Regions from separate parts of the Homo sapiens genome. Here regions 1 and 2 are each linked to region 3. A link is a loop called in an ENCODE intact Hi-C map of the cell type or tissue named here. Cell type or tissue: IMR-90. All regions are shown on one strand. Region 1 holds the start of LIPC-AS1 (LIPC antisense RNA 1). Region 2 overlaps FAM81A (family with sequence similarity 81 member A). Region 3 overlaps LOC124903499 (a long non-coding RNA gene).

Region 1 (2,500 bases), 270 kb after region 3:
GCTCCGCCGCTCTTCCAAACCCTTCCTGTCTCTACTGGTACACCTCTCCAAAGCCCTCTGGATACCTCCCATGATATGCCTTTCCCAGGCTCCAGGTCAGCACAATGCTCTCCCCACTCTATTCCCCAAATGCATACCTGTCTCCATCGCAGACACCTTCACATGCCTGGCTGGCAGGAGCTCAGCCCTGCCCATCTGCCTGTCTTTGTTGTGCGACCACCTTCAGGGTCCTCCCTTGGGCTCAGCAGTGAGCTGACTTGCCATGGAGCCAATGGAGCTTAGGTGTCAAGATCCTTCACTTGCACAAGCCCCTTTCAACCTCCTCTCCCCCAACACACAATTATGTATTCATGATGTATTTTTTTTCTTAAAGAGGACCTCCAAATTATATCTAAGATTCAGGCTCTGTAGAACCTGGCTCTTTCCGGCCAAAATATGATCTTTACAGAGCTCAACATGCCTTGCACACACTAGGTGTTTAATAAGAGCTGAAGGATCAAAGAGAATGGATCCTGACCATGATTACAATTAATTAAGAAAGTGATTAACAGGAAAGGGAAGATTGGTGTTTCTCTCAGGCGAGCTTTCCTAATTCTTCCTCTACCATCAAACTGAAAAAAGCCAATAGTCTCCCCTATCTCAAATCCAGGATCCTCGGAAGGGTTTGTTAAGTCACAGCCAGCTGGACCCCACCTCGCAAGGATGTGGTTCAATAGGTCTAGAGCGGGACTTACAATCTGCATTTCTAACAAATTCCTGGTGATGTTGCCGCTGCTGGTCCGAGGCCCTCACTCTGAGAATCACTTTGAGCCCCTGCGTTATCAATAGGGGCCATATTGCCCCCAAGAGGGTGAAATTGTATCTTGAGGTGGGTGATGAAAAAAGTTTTTATTATAAAGCAGATATATATATATACACACACACATATATATACAGTACACAAACAGGGTGCAGTATATCCCTGGTGCTAAAACTTCACGGGTAGACAATTAGGGGGTAAAAATGTCTAGAAAGACTCTTTAGGGGGGCAATCATGATAAAACATTGAGAAACACTGACCTGGCCCAAGTGCCTACTTGGTGCTTACTCCCCAGCAGCTGAGCCAGAAGCCCTCACCTGCAGAGACCTGCAGCCCACACCATCTGATACTGTGGAAGAAGCATTAGACTGGGAGTCACAAAACCCAGGTTCAAATCCTAGCTCTGCAGTAACTTCAGGCCTTCCCAGCCACACCCACTTCAGCTTCTGTACTGAAAGAGACAAAGTTACAACCAAAACTGCCAGGGAAAGAATGCTGTGCGTGCTTGGAAGAGATACATGAGGGGGTTGTTTATACAAATAGGAGTGAGCAATACTCCACAGGGCATTGTTGAGTAGCAAAAGCAACACATTAAACCATCTCCCAAGGAGGCTGGGCCTGTCAACGGCCTTGCTTCGCTGAGCATGGAAAAGCACGTGTCAGGCAGAGCAGGATTACTCGGCACAAGAGAGGCCAGGCTGGGGTGGGAAGAATGGAGAGACAGTGCCTGCCAGTGACAGGCTGGGGCAGGGCGAGAACACCAGGGAACATGCACATCGATCCTGATTTGAGCAAGTGTTCTCAGAGGCAGCTCTATAAATTCCTTCACCACCCCTAAGAATTTTGTACTTTGTCGCCTGCCTCTAAACAATGCCTTTGGGGACAGCAGATTCTTTGGGGGTAGAGCCAAAAGAGGCTGAGTCTACTTTAATGTTATGCTGGCTCAAAAACAGACTCACACATAGTGGGAACCACCAGACTCCTGGGTTACAAGTCTTGTGTCTCTGTTAACTATGTGTCCAATCTCCCAGGCCCTAAACTAGGATTCTTTAGGAATGAGTATGTAACAGGAAAGGGAAGATCTGTGTTTCCCTGAAGCAGCTTTCATAATTCTTCTACCATCAACCTGAAAAGAACCAATAGTCTCCTCTATCTCTAAACCAGATTCCCATTTCTTCCTTAGAAACTATGTCCAGTCAGCCACCGAACCCTATAAGTTGATCCCAGTGGATCAACTCTTCCGCTCCGGTTTCTCTGAGCACCTAGGAACTGGTCCCTGTGTCTCTCCTGGGGGGATCCATTTCTTATCCAGGCCCCAGCTCTGCCTGTCCAGCCCAGGAGCCACCCGAAATGCTAAATCTGTCTTCTTGCTAAACAAGTTGGATTGTCATAACTGTATAGCCCTGGTCTAAGTGAGGTTGGATAACAGAAGTGGTCTAGGAAAACTGTGTCCTGGGGAGGAGGTAAAGTGATAAATAGGATGTGGTCACGGTGTCCTAGGCAGTAGCCCCTCACAATGCCAGTGGATGTCAGGATCACGAATCAGGGAGGTCTGTTTCGGTAGAAGACATGAGTTGGGGAGGTCTGATTTGGTACAAGAGATCCAGAACTTGTGTCCAGCTGGAGTAAGGAGAGTAAGGTATAGCAGAGACAGGACAAAGTAAATTGGACCTCAGAGACAGGGCACGGGGCAGAGTCTGA
Region 2 (2,500 bases), 1.3 Mb after region 3:
AAACCCCATCTCTACTAACACAAACTCCGTCTCTATTAAAAATGCAAAACTTAGCCAGGTGTGATGGCACATGCCTGTAATCCCAGCTGCTCGGGAAGCTGAGGCAGGAGAATTGCTTGAACCTGGGAGGCAGAAGTTGCAGTGAGCTGAGATTGTGCCACTGCACTCCAGCCTGGGCAACAGAGCAAGACTCCATCTCAAAAAAAAAAGAAAAAAGAAAAAAGAAAAAGAAAGTGGCTTCATTACTAAGGAAGAAATACTAAAACCAAAGGAACTTAGTTTTTAATGGTAAATAAAGGGACTTGCTCTGGGAGGAGCCTCTAAGGTCTCTCTCTGTCTAGGCCCCCTAGTTCTCTGTTTAAGTGTGCCTTAGGTGACTGTTGAAAAGGAGTCTCTTATGAAAGACTGAGTTAAACATTCTTATTTTTGCCAAAAGTATAAAATGCTTTTGTGGAAGCACGTGAATTCTTAGATGACTCCCTTAGTGTTTTTTATGTTGCCCAGGTACTCCAGGAGCAGATTCGTGCCCGGGACAACATTAGCTATGGAACTAATTCTGCCTTAAAGACCCTGGAGATGCGCCAGCTCTCCGGTTTGGGAGATCTTCGAGGAAGAGTGGCAAGGTAGGTGTTCAAATGTTGGGGTCTCTGCTCATCAAAAACCATTTTCTATAAACTCCATTATAGTGGGGAATATATTAATGAAGCCCCAAAGCAAATGGCTTGCATTCCTTTAGTACATTCCCTCCCTGCTTTGGCCATAAAATCCAGTGGTAGGAGTTAAACCTGGTTGTGAGGGTGCCATGGGTTTCTTTTGTTACGCAATTGGTGTTGTCTTCCTGGGAAGAAATGATGGGAGAACTCACTCAGCTGACCTTGTAATTTGATAGGGTAAATACTAAGTTTATCGAATCCGAAAATATAAAGTTGAGATAGTTTGTATGTCATTTTGGAAATTTAATTTTTCCTGTTATTCATTTTTATTTTATTTTCGGAAAGTATTGGTCTGGGAAAGATTGGAAACTTAGAAAAAAGATCTTTCTTCTCAGTATGAAAAGTGCTATTTTCTCAAAGTGTGCTGCATGGACCAGCAGCCTCAACAGCACCTGGGACCTTGTTAGAAATGTACTGTCTCCAGCCCACCCTGCAACTACTGAGTTAGAATCTGCATTTTAACAAGATCCCTGAATTCATATGCATGGGAAAGTCCGGGAAGCACTGTACCAGGACTGTGTCTAGGGCTATTTTTATCTGGCTGGGACAAATTTGTCCGAAGTATTTATGGGCCTCTTCTGCCCTCTGCTGGGCCTAAGAGCCAAGCACATTAATGCATATCAGCACCGGAGCTGAGGAGCAAATGGCACTTCCCGTCAGCCTGAGGTGGCAATGAGGGTGGTCTGCATGGAGTCGGGTGGAAGAAAGAACAAGGACCTCCTGCATGCAAGGCCTCTGGAGCAGGGAGGAGTAGTATTAGGGTGTCTTTGTGCAGACAACGTGTCGAGGGCCTTGAATGCTGGACATGTGTGTTTGAGTCTGCTGGGTAAAGATCTGTCTATAATAGCAGAGGGCTGCATGGATTGGATGGGGAACAGGTTGATCACTCTCCTTCTGTGATTTTCTGTCCTCATCAGGATGAACTCCAGTCTCCTTAGTGTGATCCTTGGTGATGACACCCTGTTGACTCCCTCTTCTCTCTCTACCCTTGCACTGTACCTTTCAGCAGTGATCAACTTTTTTGTTAGTCCCTGAATAAACCATGCTCTTCTATTGCTCCACCTTTGTACATGCTGTTCTCGTACCTAGCATGCCTTTCCTCCTCCTTTTCTTTTCTTTTTATTTTTGAGACAATTCTCACTCTGTCTGCCAGGCTGGAGAGCGGTGGCACAATCTCGGCTCACTGCAACCTCCGCCTCCTGGATTCAAGCGATTCTCCTGCCTCAGCCTCCCGAGTAGCTGAGACTACAGGCACTCGCCACCACGGCCAGCTAAGTTTTGTATTTTTAGTAGAGATGAGGTTTTACCATGTTGGCCAGGCTGGCTTCTAACTCCTGACCTCAGGTGATCCGCCCACCTCGGCCTCCAAGAGTGCTGGGATTACAGGTGTGAGCCACCGCGCCCGGCCTCCTCCTTCTTTTCTAACTTCTTTTCAGTCTTTAAAGTTCAGCTGAAGTGTCACCCCCTCTGGGAGTCTTCCCTGACACCCCCACTCCATAGAGCTCTCCTAGCACTCACTGCTCTATTGAGTCTCTCCAATGTCTTCCTCACTCTGCTACCTTTACTATGTTGAAGGGGGATTCCAGATATGTTACCTGTCTATAGCTAAGTGCCTGGAACGGTCTCTGGAAAACAGTAGATACTCAACATTCATCATCAATTTGGATGAAGAAATGACCTGGAAACTCACTATAATAGGACTGGAAAACCTTGACTCCTTGTTTATGCATTTCGGCTTAAAAGAAATCCCAGCTCTGTGATACCTCTCAGAACAGCAGGGAGTTAGA
Region 3 (2,500 bases):
TCTTGGAAAGGCCCACATTTGGCCGCTCCATTCTCCACTGACTGATCTATACTTCCTCAGGAATCAGCTCTGAGAGCCCCCTGGGGATGCTCTGCCAGCTGCAGCTCACCCTTCCCCACACTCAGCCACCCCTCCCCAAGGTCCCTCTGTGGAGGGAAAAAGGCTTTGCCTCTCCTAGAGGGAACATCACCAAGGCAGATGGAATAGCTCATAACAAGGTCCATGTGCAACCCCTCACCTTTGTGTGTGTGAACATAGGGCAGAGGTAGGAGGAGAGGGGAGGGATAAAGGAAGACAAGACTCTCCTTGCCCTAGAACCAGATATTTGCTAAATCTAGACCTGAAGGTAAAATTACTTTGCTCCTATCAGAGGACGTAGTTAGAGGGTGGGAAGAGGGGAGGGCCACCCTTCTTCTCCCCCCACACCCTTGCTTCTCCCATTTCCCTTAATTCTACCGGTTCCCTCTGTGACAACACTCCTGGGTGACAGGCTCTGGATCCCATCCCCACCCCAGAGAATCCCACACCCAGTCTAGGCCAGGTGCCTGTTCTACTCTGGTGCAGGCTGCTTTAGCCACTGTTGGGGAAGGGAAAAGCTGGGCGTGTGGAGAGTGAGGGTTGGGGGCTTGCAAGGGGTCCTGGCAAGTGAGAAGACCAGTGGGCTCAGAGGGAATTAGAATTCCGTGATATATTCCAAGGAAACTCAGGCCTAGGATCTAAATGGAGAATGGAATGCAGCCAGGGGCTGGGAAGTATGAACTGGAATCTTTGCCTTCAATTTGCACATGATAACAATGCCCCTGAGACTAACATCTGGATAACAGAGCACTTGTACACACAGCATCTTGTTTGACTCTTATACCCACCTGGTAACATATAATTATGATCTCAATTTTACAGACCAGGAAAGCTAGCCCTAGGGAAGTGAAATGACTTTCCCCAAAGAAGCAGCAATAAGTGGGCTTTGAGTCTTCTGATCCCAGAGTATGTTGATGATAAAATAACTCATGAACTTTAGCAATTATTTCAGAATTCTCATGCTGCGGAATTAACAAAATAAAAAGAAAATAAAGAATATATAAGAAAAAAAGATGTACCTATGTAAAAGCAACCCCACTTACATCCCCTAGTGTGAACTCCTAATCCTTGGGCCTAAAAATTGTGGAACTCGGTATGATAATGGACATGATGAATTGTGTCTGATTAATAAATTTCTTACAAGTTTTATTTATTATAACCTAAAAAAATCTATACACATGATATTTTCACACGTCATGTTCTTCATGGTATCTGCTTACAATAGTTGCATATTCTCTAAGGGACTGCAGTATTCAATTATTTTATTAGGTTCATAATACTTCACAAGATAAAGCATAAAGCAAATATAAAGAGATGGTTTTTGCTCCAAATTGATGCTGAATTCTAAATAAGGACGATAGTATGTGACAAATTAATATCTTTATAATTTGGCTTGTAAGATACAATTCCCAAAAGTGAGGCTCTTACCACACACAAAAATATGGAGACGGGAGGGAGGAACCCGACTTAATTTAGGTACACTGCCACCAGGTGGAGGCAGAGTGCCACGGACTGTGAAGTCCAAAACAATAGGTGGAGGATTTGTTAAAATTACAGACTGTAGCTCTGGGTTCAAACCCTACAGACTTGTAATCACAAACGTTTCCATTTTTTATGTATTAGAAACATTTACTGGAAAATAAAATTCAAGCTAGCGATATACAAACATTTAAAATAGCTCTTTAGAAGGACTTTACAAACTAAAACTATAGTTATACATCTTTCCCTTCAATCTCTTAAGGTTCTTTTTCTCACAAACACCTTCAAAGAAGGTGACTATTGATCCCTCCTAATGTTGTTTTAGTGTGAAACCCCTAAGATATCTGGAATGGGTTTGGTGAAAACTTCCAAAGCTCCATTTCAAGCTCTGACCTCTTAGTCTCTCCTTCTCTCAGCCAGTATAAGAAATAGCGGTGAAGGGAATTGGAAGGATAGTGGTGGTGAAGGCTATGGAGGGAGACCGACTGTCCCAGTTTACCCAACACTGCCCCAGTGTTAGCACTGAAAGTCCCACACCCAGGGGCACCCCTACTCCCAAGCAGACCAAAAGAAAAATATAGGCTTTCATTTCAGACTTGCTGCTCTAAGACCTTCATCTCTTCCCAATAGAAAAAAGCCAAATACTCCCCTATCTGATGAACCCCTCGAATCTCATGTATAAAAACCCTCCTTCGGTGTGAGTCTTTGCTGTGAGGTTAAGATTGTGCTTTGTATTTTAGGTGGAGGCAGGTATGATGTGTAGTAGATACACAAATGTATAGAGGCTGGTGAAGTTGCAGCGGGGAGCAGGTAGACCAGCTGTTTCAGGTAAACAGACAGGTCCTCAAGGAAGTCCCTCAGTTTATCATGCCAACCTCTTTGGACACCTTGAGGCCTCTGATGAGGCTGCTGGTGGCAGGGAAGCAGGAGAGAATCTGCTCCA

The links. Peaks named below come from ENCODE experiments on the same cell type or tissue, not always from the same donor. Only the 100,000 strongest peaks of a DNase experiment are listed, where the experiment ranks them.
Region 1: a loop joins it to region 3, with 8 times the contacts of the local background. A loop is called at or near these places in 3 of 110 quality-filtered maps.
Region 2: it touches region 3 in a loop (8-fold over the local background); 18 of 110 quality-filtered maps call a loop at or near these places.

The regions. Positions count from the first base shown.
Region 1 is chr15:58,497,580-58,500,079 of GRCh38, forward strand. The region is part of intron 1 of LIPC (lipase C, hepatic type); the gene reads left to right. It overlaps LIPC-AS1 (LIPC antisense RNA 1), which reads right to left and starts at 1,156. Exons shown (of 3, transcript NR_120338.1): 1 at 1,060-1,156. In IMR-90, no CTCF peak of the experiment used is centred here; DNase peaks (open chromatin) are centred at 1,362 and 1,812; H3K27ac peaks cover 1,782 bases.
Region 2 is chr15:59,491,767-59,494,266 of GRCh38, forward strand. It overlaps FAM81A (family with sequence similarity 81 member A), which reads left to right. Exons shown (of 9, transcript NM_152450.3): 4 at 505-623. Among named protein-coding and RNA genes, the nearest start is that of FAM81A, 55 kb to the left of the region's middle. RefSeq lists an enhancer at 1,363-1,412. In IMR-90, a CTCF peak has its summit at 1,298 (motif pointing left); a DNase peak (open chromatin) is centred at 1,285.
Region 3 is chr15:58,226,336-58,228,835 of GRCh38, forward strand. All of the region lies in intron 1 of LOC124903499 (a long non-coding RNA gene), which reads left to right. Among named protein-coding and RNA genes, the nearest start is that of AQP9, 89 kb to the left of the region's middle. In IMR-90, a CTCF peak has its summit at 1,561 (motif pointing right); a DNase peak (open chromatin) is centred at 1,576; H3K27ac peaks cover 191 bases.